2 separate regions of the Mus musculus genome follow, and region 1 is linked to region 2. The links are chromatin contacts, found by Hi-C or POLR2A ChIA-PET in ENCODE. All regions are on one chromosome and are shown on one strand. The core of a region is the stretch at or near the end of the contact, and the rest is flanking DNA. Distances in the headings are between cores, read along the strand shown. Region 1 holds the start of Utp3 (UTP3 small subunit processome component). Region 2 holds the start of Uba6 (ubiquitin-like modifier activating enzyme 6).

The links. Hi-C counts contacts between places; a loop is a spot of excess contacts on that map. ChIA-PET counts read pairs that join two places held with the same protein, here RNA polymerase II (POLR2A).
Region 1: a loop to region 2 is called in a map of left cerebral cortex, with 11 times the contacts of the local background. The contact joins the promoter of Utp3 here to the promoter of Uba6 in region 2. A Hi-C loop is called at or near these places in 4 of 37 maps with a recorded cell type or tissue (T-helper 17 cell, adrenal gland, left cerebral cortex and 1 more). POLR2A ChIA-PET finds 5 or more read pairs at or near these places in 1 of 5 experiments (embryonic stem cell).

Annotation. Positions count from the first base shown.
Region 1 is chr5:88,550,784-88,557,382 of GRCm38, forward strand. It overlaps Utp3 (UTP3 small subunit processome component), which reads left to right and starts at 3,679. Exons shown (of 1, transcript NM_023054.2): 1 at 3,679-5,307. The coding sequence starts at 3,831. The coding sequence ends at 5,240.
Region 2 is chr5:86,169,763-86,176,235 of GRCm38, forward strand. Uba6 (ubiquitin-like modifier activating enzyme 6) reads right to left here and starts at 2,981. Exons shown (of 33, transcript NM_172712.2): 1 at 2,906-2,981; 2 at 793-855. The coding sequence starts at 2,976.

The sequences.
Region 1 (6,599 bases), core at 2,429-4,928, 2.4 Mb after region 2:
ATAGTATATATAAGTGACCCTAAAAATTCCAACAGAGAACTCCTAAACCTGATAAACAGCTTCGGTGAAGTAGCTGGATATAAAATTAACTCAAACAAGTCAATGGCCTTTCTCTACACAAAGAATAAACAGGCTGAGAAAGAAATTAGGGAAACAACACCCTTCTCAATAGCCACAAATAATATAAAATATCTCGGCGTGACTCTAACGAAGGAAGTGAAAGATCTGTATGATAAAAACTTCAAGTCCCTGAAGAAAGAAATTAAAGAAGATCTCAGAAGATGGAAAGATCTCCCATGCTCATGGATTGGCAGGACCAACATTGTAAAAATGGCTATCTTGCCAAAAGCAATCTACAGATTCAATGCAATCCCCATTAAAATTCCAACTCAATTCTTCAACGAATTAGAAGGAGCAATTTGCAAATTCATCTGGAATAACAAAAAACCGAGGATAGCAAAAACTCTTCTCAAGGATAAAAGAACCTCTGGTGGAATCACCATGCCTGACCTAAAGCTTTACTACAGAGCAATTGTGATAAAAACTGCATGGTACTGGTATAGAGACAGACAAGTGGACCAATGGAATAGAATTGAAGACCCAGAAATGAACCCACACACCTATGGTCACTTGATCTTCGACAAGGGAGCCAAAACCATCCAGTGGAAGAAAGACAGCATTTTCAACAATTGGTGCTGGCACAACTGGTTGTTATCATGTAGAAGAATGCGAATCGATCCATACTTATCTCCTTGTACTAAGGTCAAATCTAAGTGGATCAAGGAACTTCACATAAAATCAGAGACACTGAAACTTATAGAGGAGAAAGTGGGGAAAAGCCTTGAAGATATGGGCACAGGGGAAAAATTCCTGAACAGAACAGCAATGGCTTGTGCTGTAAGATCGAGAATTGACAAATGGGACCTAATGAAACTCCAAAGTTTCTGCAAGGCAAAAGACACTGTCTATAAGACAAAAAGACCACCAACAGACTGGGAAAGGATCTTTACCTATCCTAAATCAGATAGGGGACTAATATCCAACATATATAAAGAACTCAAGAAGGTGGACTTCAGAAAATCAAATAACCCCCTTAAAAAATGGGGCTCAGAACTGAACAAAGAATTCTCACCTGAGGAATACCGAATGGCAGAGAAGCACCTGAAAAAATGTTCAACATCCTTAATCATCAGGGAAATGCAAATCAAAACAACCCTGAGATTCCACCTCACACCAGTGAGAATGGCTAAGATCAAAAATTCAGGTGACAGCAGATGCTGGCGAGGATGTGGAGAAAGAGGAACACTCCTCCATTGTTGGTGGGATTGCAGGCTTGTACAACCACTCTGGAAATCAGTCTGGCGGTTCCTCAGAAAATTGGACATAGTACTACCGGAGGATCCAGCAATACCTCTCCTGGGCATATATCCAGAAGAAGCCCCAACTGGTAAGAAGGACACATGCTCCACTATGTTCATAGCAGCCTTATTTATAATAGCCAGAAACTGGAAAGAACCCAGATGCCCCTCAACAGAGGAATGGATACAGAAAATGTGGTACATCTACACAATGGAGTACTACTCAGCTATTAAAAAGAATGAATTTATGAAATTCCTAGCCAAATGGATGGACCTGGAGAGCATCATCCTGAGTGAGGTAACACAATCACAAAGGAACTCACACAATATGTACTCACTGATAAGTGGATACTAGCCCAAAACCTAGGATACCCACGATATAAGATACAATTTCCTAAACACATGAAACTCAAGAAAAATGAAGACTGAAGTGTGGACACTATGCCCCTCCTTAGAAGTGGGAACAAAACACCCATGGAAGGAGTTACAGAAACAAAGTTTGGAGCTGAGATGAAAGGATGGACCATGTAGAGACTGCCATATCCAGGGATCCACCCCATAATCAGCATCCAAACGCTGACACCATTGCATATACTAGCAAGATTTTATCGAAAGGACCCAGATGTAGCTGTCTCTTGTGAGACTATGCCGGGGCCTAGCAAACACAGAAGTGGATGCTCACAGTCAGCTAATGGATGGTTCACAGGGCTCCCAATGGAGGAGCTAGAGAAAGTACCCAAGGAGCTAAAGGGATCTTCAACCCTATAGGTGGAACAACATTATGAACTAACCAGTACCCCTGAGCTCTTGACTCTAGCTGCATATGTATCAAAAGATGGCCTAGTCGGCCATCACTGGAAAGAGAGGCCCATTGGACACGCAGACTTTGTGTGCCCCGGTACAGGGGAACGCCAGGGCCAAAGGGGGGGAGTGGGTGGGTAGGGGAGTGGGGGTGGGTGGGTAAGGGGGACTTTTGGTATAGCATTGGAAATGTAAATGAGCTAAATACCTAATAAAAAATGGAAAAAAAAAAAAAAGAAAAAAAAGACAAGACCCCATGTGGTATGCATAATCACGACTTTGTATATCCTTTTAAATAAGGAAGCTGACATAAAAGGTCATACATTTGAGATAGCTTAGGTGGTAGCCCTGTCTACTAAGCTTGACACCAGTTCGATTCTCTTAGACCCATATGTCACTTCTCCCATTTGACTGAGTTTTCTGTTTGGTGTACCCGTGCGCCCTCCTAAACCACAAGGTCTCCTATTTTGGCCTTTATCTCTTTTCCTTTTCCTCTTCTTCCTCTTCCCTCCTCTTTCCTCCTCCCCACTTCTTCTCCCCTTCTCCCTCTCTCCCCTCTCCCTCTTCTTTCTCTTCTCCTCCCCTCCCTTGTTAAATCTATTTTGCTCATTTCCTTCCTTCATTCTCCTCTCTCCTCTCCCCTCCCTCCCTTGTTAAATCTATTTTGCTCATTTCCTTCCTTTATTCTCCCCTCCCCTCCCCCCCCCCATCTCTGCCTAAAACGCTGCCACGGAAGTTTGGTGCTTGATCAATGTTGAAGAACACAACAATGAATAATCATTAAATGTTGCAACCCAATTCTATACATAGGAGGCTGTCCGCGGCTGACAGCCTCACAGTTTTCCAGAACGTCTAGAAAAGCGAAGCTATTCCAGTAGAAGGACACCGCGCGTCTTTTACTCTTCCCGGTTACATCGTCCCCAAAAAACCCCGAAGTCCTCTCTCGGGTCGCCTAAAAGCAGAGACTCGCCGCGCGGGGCCCGGAAACGCGGCGCCTACGGTAGCAACTCCCAGGCAAAAACAGAGAAAAGCACCAATCCGGGAGGCTGAGGCTGACAACATGGCGAGTCCCGGCTTCAGAAGTCAAGACAGACAAAAAACAAAACTAAACAAAACACAAACAAAACCCTGACTAACTTCCACTCTGGCAAACGGAGAACACGAAACCGTGAGCTGGGCAACTATCTAGCGTGGCCCAGTGGGCGCCCTGCCGACGCGTGGGAACGTAGATGCCCCGCGCCCTCTGTCGGCCGCGGGCTGTCTCGCGGCGTCCCTGGCGGGATTCCGGCTTCACGCCGGAAGTCACCAGAGAGAGAGAGAGCTCGGAAGTAGCCACAAAAGGATCCGCGGAACGGAAATATCCTTGGCCTAGCGTTCCTACCCGGAAGTTTTCATTCGCCGGAACCGACTGGTTTTTAAAAAGACACGGCGGCGGGATTACGCTGGGGGGGGGGGGGGGAGCGGAAGTTTAGGCGCGCGCGCTGCGCGGAGAGCACCCTGGGAGCGGAAGGAAACAGGCCTTTCCCAGACTCTCTGCTCCGGTGGTCACCGACTTGGGTTCGCGGAGCGTGCTGGTGCTGAAAGCCTCCGCTTGCCGGCATCATTCTGGGCGGAGGTCAGAAGTGGCGGAAATCGCGGCGTCGCTTGGGAACCCGGGACCGCTGGTGAGCCATGGTGAAGAAATCACGGCGGCGTGGAGCGGCTCAGTGGGCCGCCGTGCGGGCCCAGGCAGGTCTCACCGCCACGGACGAAAATGAGGACGACTTGGGGTTGCCGCCCTCTCCAGGGGACTCCAGCTACTACCAAGACCAGGTAGATGAGTTCCATGAAGCGCGATCTCGGGCAGTCCTGGCCAAGGGCTGGAACGAAGTCGAGAGTGGGGAGGAGGATGGCGATGAGGAGGAAGAGGTGCTACCTCTAGATATTGATGATGGAGATGACGAAGATGGAGAGAGTTCGGAGGAGGAGGAGGTTGGAGAGGATGATGACGGCGGAAGCTCCGTGCAGAGTGAGGCTGAGGCCTCTGTGGACCCTAGCTTGTCCTGGGGTCAGAGAAAAAAGCTTTATTACGATACGGACTATGGTTCCAAATCCCGAGGCCGTCAGAGTCAGCAAGAAGTAGAAGAGGAGGAAAGAGAAGAAGAGGAGGAGGCACAGATAATTCAGCGGCGCTTGGCCCAAGCCCTGCAAGAGGATGATTTTGGAGTCGCTTGGGTGGAGGCCTTTGCAAAGCCGGTGCCCCAGGTAGACGAAGCTGAGACAAGGGTTGTGAAGGATTTGGCTAAAGTCTCGGTAAAAGAGAAGCTGAAAATGTTGAAGAAAGAATCACCAGAGCTCTTAGAGCTCATAGAAGACCTCCAAGCCAAGTTGACAGAGGTGAAGGATGAGTTAGAACCCTTGTTACAGTTGGTGGAGAAAGGGGTCATTCCAACTGGAAGAGGAAGCGAATACCTGAAGACTAAGTATAATCTCTACTTGAACTATTGCGCCAACATTAGCTTTTATTTGATCTTAAAAGCCCGGAGAGTCCCTGCACATGGACATCCTGTTATAGAAAGGCTTGTTACCTACAGAAATCTGATCAACAAGCTGTCGGTTGTGGATCAGAAACTGTCCTCTGAAATCCGTCACCTCCTCACAGCCAAGGATGGTGCTGTAAAGAAAGAAATGACTCCAAAAGCAAAATTAACCAAAACCAAGCCCAAGTCTGTAAAGCAGGCTGCTGCTGTTGCCCTGACTGATGAGCCTGATTTTGATGGGGCTGCTCTCAAGTACTATAAGGAAATGGAAGACAGGCAAGAGTTGAAGAGAAAGAAGGAAGAAAACAGTGCTGAAGAACAGGCTCTCGAAGAACAAAATGCAAAGAGAGCCATTACCTACCAGATTGCTAAAAATAGGGGACTTACACCCAGGAGAAAGAAGATTGATAGAAATCCCAGAGTGAAACATAGGGAAAAGTTCAGAAAAGCCAAAATCCGACGACGAGGCCAGGTTCGTGAAGTTCGCAGAGAAGAACAGCGGTACAGTGGTGAACTCTCTGGCATTCGTGCTGGAGTTAAGAAGAGCATTAAGCTTAAGTAAAGTTGCTCTTTGGCCTAGCTTTTGGCAATTATTTTAGGTCAATAAAAAGTGTTTTGAAGTAAAGTGATTGTGTTTGTAATACCTATTTTTTTTTCTTTAAGTTTAAAATTTGTTGTCAGCAGGGAATTAGGGGTTGCTGCTTTGGGCTTTGTTGGTTGGTCTTTTGTACTGGGTGCTGAGAACTTGAACCTGGAGCCTGTGCATAACTAACCAAGCACTCATACAAGTGAGCTGTCTCCAGCCCGGGGTTGCTACTTTATTCATCCATTAAAGTCCTACTAAGAATTGTAATTGGAGGGTAAAAAAACTGTGTAATATTTTAGCACATTAGCCTAGAAAGTTTCCCCACCTAGTTGTGCAGTGTTAATGAAATTAACACTTTAACACTTTTATATAAGTTTTCATGTGGAGACAATGAAAACCTTTGACAGTCATGGGGGGGGGGTTGTTTGTTTCTTTTTTGTAAGATAGCCTGCAAAAGTGATCTAACAGATTTCAATTATAATTGTAATTCTTGGGACAGAATATTTGTACATATGCATTTACCGTGCATCTGTGGTAAAAAGCAGCTTTGGTTAAATGTGACAGAAAGGATAATTGCACCAATTGTATTTTTTTAATAATCCTTTTTATGGTAACTAAGGTAGAAATTCCATATCCCCTCTGCTGGTGATTGGTGGTGGTTGCTATTTGATTCTCAGTTTGCTGGGAATTTTAAGGTTAAACTTGCTCTAAGCAATTGTCTACTCTCTGTACAAAGATGATGTGGTTGTAATAGTCACGGATAAAGACGCTACAATTCTAAGTTGAGCTGATTTGGTGGGTTGGGGCCCTTGTTCTGCAAACATGCAGACCTGAATTTGAGTTCTAAACAACAACAGTTACCTGTGCCTGTAGCCCCAGTTTTGGGAAGAGGAGATAGGTAGATCCCAGTAACTCACTGGCCTGCCAGGCTAGCCAAAAGCAAGCTTCCAGCTCAGTGAGGGACCAATCAAGGCAGAAAGGTCAGAGGAAGGCACCAAGGTACCCTGCTCCTGCATGAGTGCATTTCACTTGGCCCTATTATCCACATTTTGAAAATGAGGAAATTTGGAGCAGAGAGAATTAACTTTGTCAAAATCACAAAGCTTTTATGCATCACAGGCAGGATTTCAGCCCAGCCTTGCTAGCTTTAGAGCTTAACTCCTTTTCAGATGAAGTAGAAAAGCATACATTTTGAAGTTTCCTAGGTGATTTTGAGTAAATCGAGTTTCATTTTCTTCATCTCTTAGGATAACTGTTAGGATACCAGCAGACTGATTAGACCACTTGAATTTTAAACCAAAGTCTTATTTAGTAGCTATGACTTTAAACAAAATA
Region 2 (6,473 bases), core at 1,731-4,230:
CAAACCAAATTAACAACCACAATCACAATTAAGAAAATTCTATTGCTTTAGGATCACTTTCAGTGTAAAATGATGTACTAATTATTTTTCTCATTTCTAAGACAAAATACTGGATAGAAAAAGGAAAAAAAAAAGAGATGTATTTGGGTCACAGTTTTAGAGTTCATTTATGGTTGCTTGGTCTCATACAGGTGGAAAATGTACCACAGTGACTCATAGCCAGCAGCAGAGACACTAAGGAACTAATGGCCAGGGCTAACCTTTCGAAGCTCACCGTAGGTGATCTTTTCTTCCTCTCTCTAGGCTCTACCTACTTAAGTTTCTATATTTCCTCAAAAGTACCACCAATAAGGGACCTTTAAATAAATGAATAGAAGACTCTTCCTATTCAAGGTATATCTCACTTTAAAAAAAAACTCATTAGAGTTCATCCAAATTATAACTGTCATGAATTTCTCTACTATCTATATTGTATTTTCTTGAGAATTCACTAAAATAATTTTCCTCTAAACTTGACTGCATAACCGAAGAAACCCCTACACTATCAAGAATAGTAGTAAAACCTATTTTCTAAACTCAAGACATTTACTTTCTTATTAGAGAGTAAAATTACATGCTAAAACTTTCATACTATATATAACGTGAGAAAATCCCACAAAAATCTCAATTTTAATTTAAAAGAACTTGTAGGATATCCATATGAAATTCTTCACAGGTATAGCCATCAAAAAAGACTATGAGATTCTATACTAACCATTATAAAAGGTGGGTTTTAGTCTCTGAAGTTCTTACCTGTATAATCCATCATCGATTTCCAAAGATTCTGTTGTCATGGTAGGTAAATTTTTACTTGCACTAGGGGGGAAAAAAACCCAAACTATTAAACAGCAAATATGGGTTTTAATTATTCATACTCTATAATGTGAAATTCAATTGTGCATGAAACAAGATTCCCAAGTTACTAAAGGTCTGTACTGGCTGGTTTTGTGTGTCAACTTGACACAGGCTAGAGTTATCACAGAGAAAGGAGCTTCAGTTGGGGAAGTGCCTCCATGAGATCCAGCTATGGGTCATTTTCTCAGTTGGTGATCAAAGGGGGAGGGCCCCTAGTGGGTGGTGCCATCCCTGGGCTGGTAGTCTTGGGTTCTATAAGAGAGCAGGCTGAGCAAGCCAGGGGAAGCAGGCCAGTAAGGAACATCCCTCCATGGCCTCTGCATCAGCTCCTGCTTCCTGACCTGCTTGAATTCCAGTCCTGACTTCCTTTGGTGATCAACAGCAATATGAGAAGCGTAAGCTGAATAAACCGTTTCCTCCCCAACTTGCTTCTTGGTCATGGTTTTGTACAAGAATAGAAACCCTTAGCCGGGCGTGGTGGCGCACGCCTTTAGTCCCAGCACTCGGGAGGCAGAGGCAGGCGGATTTCTGAGTTGGAGGCCAGCCTGGTCTACAAAGTGAGCTCCAGGACAGCCAGGGCTATTCAGAGAAACCCTGTCTCGAAAAACCAAAAAAGAATAGAAACCCTTAGACAAGGTCCTTCCATACAAAATGTATGTTTTCTTAGGTATCATCTTCCTTAGAGTTTTAAAATGTGTTGAAGTTAATTTCACTAACTGTTGCTATGTGCAGTGCTTGCTGTTGAGATTTTTAGAGCAACCAGACACTAACTGCACTGTAAGCACCTCATATAATAAAGTCAGCATATTCACACAACATATACTAAAACTATATATAAACCTGTAGTATCCTATCATTTTGTTTCTATTTTACACACTTTATTGCACTTGCTATTCTATGTTACACACAATGACTTAGGTGGATTAAAGTTCTGACTAAAAATGAGAACGGGGTTATGCTCAGCCGCTTAATGGCTATGGCCAACACTTAAAAAGCTCTGTCTCAATGATTGTTTCGAGAATATGTTCAAAAACAGTCACGCCTGATTGCACATACTTGTAATCTCAGAAATTCAGACGAGGAGGGAGGAAGCCATCTTTGGCAAACTTGGAGCCAGCCTCAGAATCAATATAATAATAATAATAATAATAATAACAACAACAACAACAACAACAACAATAACAAATCATCTGTAAGAGCAACTAAGGGGCAGATATTTGTATTCAATAATATTTCTTAAGTCGATTTTGGCAGCATTGGCCAGGGCAGACAATACTTCCATCCAGTCCTTGAAGTATATGTCTCAATGTGCAATGTAAAGCTAGTAACGTAAGAAATCCATCACTTCTATATTTGGTATGTAATAGTCATATACTGGGTAGGATACAAGCGGGGCTTTCTTAACTGTAAGATGACCAAAAGAGAACTAACGCAAACACTGGAGAGAGTATACCAGGACCCCAACCCCGGAATTTTTGCAGGCTGAGAAAGAAAAACTCCAAGATCCTCAGCGGGAAATAATCCTAGGAACCTTGGGCCCCGCCCCGCGCTCCAACACCCCCGTAGTAAACAGAGAGGATTCTCGGGGTGTCCACACTGCAACGGATTCATCCTGACTTGAGCTCTCAAGAACAGTTTTCCTAAGGAGCACGGCTGGAGGAGGATAGTGCTCCGTGGCGCTGAAGGAAGTGTGCCAAGCAACAGGGGCCACAACCCTCTCCTGAATGACTGGCCGCTCAGAAGTAGTGACCTGAGGGAAGGATGCTGGACCCGACCCGGGAAGAGCCGGTCTCCTCAGAGGAGCGGAGCTGGAGCAGCGAGGGCAGCGCCCACGCCGCCACACCCACCGCCCGCCGGCTCGCTCGCTCGTTCGCCACCTCGCTAGCTCCCTGTGGCTCCGCGCGGCCCCGTGGCCTCCGCGCGCTCCGAGCCGCCGGAACGCGAGAACGGAGCCCGCGTCGGCGTTCCTCCGCTCCTTCCCGCCCAGCCTGCCCCGGGCCAGGCCTCTCACCCGCAGGCTCCCCAGGAGGAGCAGGACGCCTCTTCACAGGAAAGCACAGCCAACGGCTCGGACCGCTCCATCGCCTTCCGACAGACTGACTGCAGCGAGGCGGGGAGGCAGGCGAGGGGGCGGGGCCGCGAGGGTCAAGGGGCGGGCGGCGACGTCACCAGGGGGAGGAGCTGGGGAAAAGTACGCCCAGGACAGGGTTTCCAGTCAGCCCCTGGGACACCTGACTTCCGGTTGGGGCGGGGCAACGGGGCGCGCTTCCTTGCAGGTGAGGGGAGTGCCTACGTGAAGGCTGCTGAGCGCTGAGGGCAAACGCGGAACCAAAACGCGTCACTTCCGGCTGTGAGAGCGTACCGCTCCAGGGGGCTCGACAGCTACCAGATGCTGTTGCCTTGCAAATCCAGAACTGTTACAGTGCCTTGAGGAGATCGCTTTTCTGAACAACAACAACAAAAAGAGGACATTTCCAGGCTGGGATTCCACTTAAAGATTCCATTTAAATTGTTTTGAACATCTATTACTGATCTCTGTAGTCAAGTGACTAAAAAGAGCTGTAAAATTTGGCACTTTCATTTTAAGGGAGGAAAAACAAGGAACTCAAATGATATGATCAAAGACATACAGCCAGTAACTCATATTACCAGTTCTCTGATTGCCGATTTCTCATCTAATTCTTTTTTTTCATTCATTCTCATTTTACCATTTTTAGAAAACAATTGTGTACACACAGTACAATTAAGAATCTTTGTTGTTGTTTTTTTTCGAGACAGGGTTTCTTTGTGCAGCCCTGGCTGTCCTGGAGCTCACTCTGTAGACCAGGCTGGCCTCGAACTCAGAAATCTGCCTGCCTCTGCCTCTTCCTCCCAAGTGCTGGGATTAAGTGTGTGCCACCACGCCCAGCTATTAAGAATCTTTCTAACTGGTGATGTGTTTGACGAAACACTAGCCCAATTTTAAAAATCCGTGTTTGATTATAGACATAGGGCAGCGTTCTGTAAAGTATAACAGGTTTTACTTCAAAATTGTCTTGAAATCACAAAAATGATTTTAGGGTTGGTGGTCACCACAGCACGAGAAGTTGTATGAAAGAGTCACAGCATTATCAGTGAGAACACAGTAGCTTCTCCGGGCAGAGGAACTTTGCTGTATGTTAAAGCATGTTTTTATATTTTTTACTAGCTTTGTGTCTTGACTTTTTCTGTATCTGTTACTGCTATTAGGGAAAATAAATTTTTATTTCCTTAGTCCAAGGAGACCATGGATTTAAGGGAAACTTTTCTAACTTAAAAACTATCTGTCCCTGTTGTATGGCTTGATTGAAAAAAAAAAAAAAAATGTGGCTCCCAACCAGGCAGCATACACTAGCTTGAGGCCCTTGACACATGTACAGCAGAGGACTGCCAGGTCTGGTCTGAGTGAGAGACTTGAGGCCCCAGGGAGTGAGGAGGTCTGGTGGGGAAGGGTGGGGGAGGGGCATCCTCTCGAAGAGGGAAAAGGAGGAGGAGGAGGAGGAGGAATGGGATGAGGAACTGCCAGAGGGCAGACCTGGAGGGGGACTGGACTGTTAAAAAAAAAAAAAAAAAAAAAAAAGATTTAAAAAAAGTAAAATACTAATACTACTAGTATGGCTCAATGCCTGTCATGTCCACTCCTATTCGTTCTCAACCCTGGTGTTAGCTGTCTCTTGTCTTCTTGTCTCTGTCTGTGCTGAGCTGCATCCTAACGCTGCATGTAATCATTCTACTTGCAAACATTTGTTTCTGAATAATTTCAGATTTACAGAAAATTTAGAAAGATAATAGAGAATTTATCTGAATTCTTCAAATAACTTGCCCATTTTGTATTTGGGTGCATTTTTCATGACTTAGAAATTGATATTTGTGTGATACTTAAATCCATACATTTTACTAAGATACCACAGGTTTTTCTGCTAACCATTCCCCTCAGAATCCATTCCAGGATAACAGGAAACATTTACGATGAGCTGATATTACCAAATTTTGTAGGTGAATACTGTGATGTGTATTTTCCTGAAACACATATGCCTGTGCAAATTCTGTAAATCAAAATGTTTACATTATAAATTATATATAACCAACAATCATATTGTTTCTATAATAACAGAACATATCCAAGTCTATTTCTCTTATTTCATACTTCTGAACTATTAAATAATAGCACAGTAAAGATGCTCAATATATAATTTCTTTGACTTACAGAAGACGACTCAGAGATTAAATGGCTCAAATAAATTCATATCATTTTTTTTCATACAACCAGGGCTAGAATTCAGTGTTGTTCCTAGCCTGGTGTTCTGAGAGACTGGACCACCCATTTCACAATTAAAAATTGATTACTAATGTCAAGTCAGCACATTAATACATATGTTCCTGAATTTTGAGCAAGATCTTTTCCCAAGGACGTTCTAAAATTTGAACTGGTTGAAAGCTAACTGTTTAACCCAGAGGTAATTCTTTTGTAAAGGAAAAGTCTTTATTAAAACCTTAATAGTTATGCACTGATTTGAGCTGTGGATCGGAATATGTATGTTGCAGACTGCATGTGCTTACATCACCCAGATTCAGATGTTGAAACCATATTCATGGTGATGGAATTTGAAGATTGCATTGTTCAGAGATGAAAGCTTAGAGATCCCTGTCATCCTTCTGGTCCTATAAGGGCATAGCAAGAGCCAATTTTCCCAGAACCAGAGTGGGCCCTTCCTTATAAGAGATACAAAATCTGTGGGCACTTTGTAGTCTTGAGAAAGGGGGGTTTATGTAAGAGCCTACACAGATTACAGCAATTGAAGATCACAGTGTTTGGAATAGTTTTAAAATGGTTTATAGAATAAAAGAAGAGCAATAGCCATAAGCTTGCAACTTAAATACCAGTTTCAAGGACATTCTAAAAAACAGGTTTTTAGTTTATGTGTGTATTTTGCCTGCATGTATATATGTACACTGCATGTGTTCCTGCTGTATCGGATACCTTGAAAAATGGATTTCTAGCTGGCTGTGAACCTCTCTGTGGGTGCAGATGCTCCGAACTAACCCAGGTCTCCTGGAACAGGAATAAGTGCCCTCAACCACTGAGCCACTTTCCAGCCCGTTCAGGGCATTTTAATTGTTTGATTGTGTACGTGACAGTGTTGGCAGAGAAAAATGTAACAATTATACTGTCACATTTACCTTTTGACTAATAAGGACAAAACCCCTGAAAATCCCTAAATGGGCCTTCAAATTTTCATATCTTTTTTCTGGGTAATATGCTGTCGTTTCATCTGGATCTATCTGTTCTGACTGGGGAAGGGAGGCAATTGAGCAGCCCCCTGAAACAATACCCAGTCCTTATTTAAGAGATTGAGATTTTAGCCACAGTGACTATTCCCCCATAAACTCAACTGTAGTTTAAACTCTTACAGAAAGTGCAGTAGTCACTGGATCAATGGAGGCTTTCTTGCACAGGTATTTGTAGTCCACAGAGCTAAGGTGCTGGAAAAATGAACTCAAGGACCACCAGAGCTACCCTAGGCAGTGCCATTTAGGTCCTTTGTCTCAAAGTGGAAGGA